Linked DNA regions of Homo sapiens: region 2 is linked to region 1. Evidence: read pairs that join two places in POLR2A ChIA-PET (ENCODE). Cell type or tissue: A673. All regions are shown on one strand.

Region 1 (2,500 bases):
CACCACTGCACTCTAGCCTGGGTGACAGAGGGAGACCCTGTCTCAAAAAAAGAAGAAGGCCGGGCACGGTGGCTCACGCCTGTAATCCCAGCACTTTGGGAGGATGAGGTGGGAGGATCACGATATCAGGAGATCAAGACCATCCTGGCCAACATGGTGAAACCCCGTCTCTACTAAAAATACAAAAAAAAAAAAAAATTAGCTGGGTGTGTTGGCACGGGCCTGTAATCCCAGGTACTTGGGAGGCTGAGGCAGGAGAATCGCTTGAACCAGGGAGTGGGAGCTTGCAGTGAGCTGAGATTGCGCCACTGCACTCCAACCTGGTGACAGAGCGAGACTCCATCTCAAAAAAAAAAAAAAAGAAAAAGAAAAAGAAATTAAAACAAAAAAAGAAAGAAAGAAAAAGAAAATCAACTGTTGTGTTGGTCCATTTGGGCTGCTGTAACAGAACACCGTAGACCTGGTCATTTACAAACAATACAAATGTATTGCTCACAGGTCTGTAGGCTGGAAAGACCAGGATCAGGGCGCCAGAAGACTCAGTGTGGAGGGAGGGCCTGCTCTCTGCTTCACAGATGGTGCCTTCTTGCTGTGTCCTCACACAGCCAAAGGGGCAAGGGGCTCTCCCTCAAGCCTCTTTTATAAGGACATTAACCCCATTTGTGAGGGCTCTGCCTTCATGACCTAGTCACCTCCTAAAGTCCCGTGGAATACTATTGCATTCATGATCAGGTTTCAACATGTAAATTTTGAGGGGATACATACATTCAAAGCATAGCAACTGTCTGGTTATTTGGGATTTAGGGCCCAGTGGCCAGACCCACATGGTCACTAATAAGACATCCCAAATGGAAAGTCGGAAAGGCAGAACAGCAAACAATACTTATTGTCACTGAACTGACTCTCCCATACGAAACTTTACGTGTCACTTTTTAAATTTACTTTTGCATTGTGTGTGTGTGTGCGTGTGTGTGTGTGCGTGTGTGTGTGTGTGTGTGTGTGTGTGTGATGGAGTCTCGCTCTGTCGCCCAGGCTGGAGTGCAGTGGTGTGATCTTGGCTCACTGCAACCTCCCCAGTTCAAGGCGATTCTCCTGCCTCAGCCTCCTGAGTAGCTGGGATTACAGCCACCACTATGCCCAGCTAATCTTTTTTTCTTTTTTTTTGTAATTTAGTAGAGATAGGGTTTCCTCGAGTTGGCCAGGCTGGTCACAAACTCCTGACCTCAAGAGATCCTCCTGCCTCCAGCTTGCAGTGAGCCGAGATCACGCCACTGCACTCCAGCCTGGGTGACAGAACGAAACTCTGTCTAAAAGAAAAAAAAAAGAGATCCTCCCGCCTCTGCCTCCCAAAGTTCTGGGATTACAAGCAGGAGTCACCTCGCTTGGCCTGCTTTTGAATTTCTTAATTTGGATATGCTTAACATATCATAAGATGTACCAACTAAAGTACAATTCAGAGTTTTTCAGTATATTCACGTTGTGCAACCATCACCACTATCTAATTCCAGAACATGTTCATCATCGAAAAAGAAACGCCATTCTCTTAGCCGTCATCTCTACCCACCGTCCCCTAGCCCCTCAAAAACACGAACCTCCTTCCTACTTCTGTGGATTTGCCTATTCTAGAAAATTCATATAAGTGGAATCATATGTGACCTTTGATGTCTGGTTCCTTTCGCTTAGTATGTTTTCAAGGTTCGTGCGTGTCACACCACATGTCAGCACTTCATTCCTTTCCGTGGCTAGACAACATTCCACTGTGTGGATGAACCAACGTATGTTTATCCGTTCATCAGTTAATGAGCATTTGAGTTGCTTCTGCCTTTTGGCTATTATGAAAAACTAGCGGTGGGCCAGGCGCGGTGGCTCACGGCTGTAATCCCAGCACTTTGGGAGGCTGAGGCAGGCGGATCACCTGAGGTCAGGAGTTCGAGACCAGCCTGGCCAACATGGTAAAATCCCGTCTCTACTAAAAACACGAAAATTAGCTGGCGTGGTGGCAGGCGCCTGTAGTCCCAGCTACTCGGGAGGCTGAGGCAGAATTGCTTGAACCCGGGAGGTGGAGGTTGCGGTGAGCCGAGATCTTGCCATTGCACTCCAGCCTGGGTGACAGAGTGAGACTCTGTCTCAAAAAAAAAAAAAAAAAAAAAAAAAAGCTGGGCATGGTGGCTCACACCTGTAATCCCACCACTTTGGGAGGCTGAGGCGGGAGGATCAGCTGAGGTCAGGAGTCTGAGACCAGCCTGACCAATATGGTGAAACCCTGTCTCTACTAAAAATACAAAAATTAGCCAGGCATGTTGGTGGGCACCTGTAGTCCCAGCTGCTTGGGAGGCTGAGACAGGAAAATTGCTTGAACCCGGGAGGTGGAGGTTGCGGTGAGCCGAGATCATGCCACTGCACTCCAGGCTGGGTGACAGAGCAAGACTCCATCTCAAAAAAAAAAAAAAAAAAAGATGCTGCGGCCGGTGCAGTGATTCACACCTAAAATCCCAACACT
Region 2 (2,500 bases), 320 kb after region 1:
GGCGGGCGCCTTTAATTCCAGCTACTCGGGAAGCTGAGGAAGGAGAATCGCTTGAACCCCGGAGGCTCAGGTTGCAGTGAGCTGAGATCACACCACTGCACTCCAGCCAGGGTGACAGCGTGAGACTCCATCTCAAAAAAAAAAAAAAAAAAAAAAAAAAGGAAACACGTCAAATGGCATCAACCACTCCCCTGTCCGCATTCTGGTTCCCTGTCACACCTGGAATAAAACCCCAACTCTGCCAGTAGCTCCTCTTCTCATCCTTTCCTTTTCCCTTCATACCTTCCAAGTTCATGCTCAAGACGCTCCACCTTCCTGCCTGTGCACGTGCTGTTTCCTTCGTCTGGGAGCCCCTTCCTTTCCACAGATCCTGCTCTGACCTGCCTCCTTTCTCCCTTCCTTCAGGGTGTCCCTAGCATGTCATTTCAGCCAGCCTTCCTGTCCTAGCGGTAACAGCAGCCCCAGACATGCTCCCAATTCCTCACTTGCTTTGCAACTTTCATAGCTGTCATCTCTGCTGGCCACATGTGTGTGTACTGACACACTCATTTCAGATGAGGACGCTGAGGTTCCGAGAGGTCACATCATTTGCCTGAGACCCAAGGTGCCCAAAGAGTGGGGCTGGGCTTTGAACTCAGGTCTCTGAGCACTGTGACCTGTACAGCATGGATGCCTTTTTCCCCCACACAGAGACACATCCCTTCCAGAAGTGGCACATGCATGCAGCACTGCAGATTCCTTCATTCATTGAGGGCTACCATGTAGGGTTGGGCAGGTCGTGCACTGCACAAGGGGGTCTGGCTGAGAGGCTGAAATCCTGCTGGGCTCTGCTTCCCAGGGCGTGTGCCAGTGGGGCTGCATCCATTTGGGGTAAGGAGTGCCCCTTCCAAGCTCACACAAGGGTGCCATCTGCGTGCCAAACCACAGACCTGGGAGAGCGGATTGGGCAAGGTGGGGGGTGCCTTTGTCTCATCTGCACAGAGGCTGCTGTATGGGCTGGCAGTTCTGCTCACTCCGCATTCCGTGCCAAGCCTCCGCCAGGCTCCATGGACACGATTTCTCCCTCTGCTGACAGAGTCCCACTGGCTGCTCCAACTGCACGCACGTGGTGCACACACCCAAGGAGACACAGCTCTAGGCCATTGACAACTCCAGCAGGGGGACAGGGAGGGAGAGCAGGAGCAGTGGCGCACCTCCCCTCAAACTCAGCGATACACGCAGACGCACCACACACAGACCACACATACACACACACACACACCACACACACCACACATACACATACACCACACACTGACCCTCCACACCACACACGCCGCACAGACCACACATACACACACACACCACACACACACCACACACACCACACATACACACACACACCACACACTGACCCTCCACACCACACACACGCCACACAGACCACACATTACACACACACGCCACACACACACACCACACACTGACCCCCCCACACCACACACACGCCACACAGGCCACACATACACACACACACCACCCACAGACCACACAAACACACACACCACACATACACACACCACACACACACACACCACACACACCACACATACACATACACCACACACTGACCCTCCACACCACACACGCCGCAGAGACCACACATACACACACACACCACACACACACACCACACACTGACCCTCCACACCACACACACGCCACACAGACCACACATACACACACACGCCACACACACACACCACACACTGACCCCCCCACAACACACACACGCCACACAGACCACACATACACACACACACCACACACACACACCACACACACCACACATACACATACACCACACACTGACCCTCCACACCACACACGCCGCACAGACAACACATACACACACACCACACACACACACCACACACACACCACACATACACACACACCACACACTGACCCTCCACACCACACACACGCCACACAGACCACACATACACACACACACCACACACACACCACACATACACACACACACCACACACACACACCACACACTGACACACGCACACAGGCCACACATACACACACCACACACACACACACACCACACACCACACACACACACCACACACTGACCCTCCACACCACACACACGCCACACAGACCACACACACACACACACACACCACACACTGACCCCCCCACACCACACACATGCCACACAGGCCACACATACACACACACACACCACACACAGGCCACACAAACACACACCACACACACACACACACACACCACACTGACCCCCCACACCACACACACGCCACACAGACCACACACACACACCACACGCACACACACCACACACAGCTTCTCTACCCCTCCTGGTCAGGGCAGCACCTATAGGTGGGTGGAGAGAGGACGTGCACCTGCAGACACAGCGGCCCCATCCAGACACTGGATGAATTCTTCCCTGACCTCACACAAAGCTGCGCAGAGACACTGCCGA

The links. ChIA-PET counts read pairs that join two places held together with the same protein. Peaks named below come from ENCODE experiments on the same cell type or tissue, not always from the same donor. Only the 100,000 strongest peaks of a DNase experiment are listed, where the experiment ranks them.
Region 2: POLR2A ChIA-PET joins it to region 1 with 11 read pairs; 8 of 35 experiments call an interaction of 5 or more read pairs at or near these places.

Annotation. Positions count from the first base shown.
Region 1 is chr19:55,129,899-55,132,398 of GRCh38, forward strand. No RefSeq gene overlaps it. Among named protein-coding and RNA genes, the nearest start is that of MIR7975, 7.9 kb to the left of the region's middle. In A673, no CTCF peak of the experiment used is centred here; no DNase peak of the experiment used is centred here.
Region 2 is chr19:55,446,800-55,449,299 of GRCh38, forward strand. No RefSeq gene overlaps it. Among named protein-coding and RNA genes, the nearest start is that of SHISA7, 4.8 kb to the left of the region's middle. RefSeq lists a silencer at 243-537. In A673, no CTCF peak of the experiment used is centred here; a DNase peak (open chromatin) is centred at 1,092.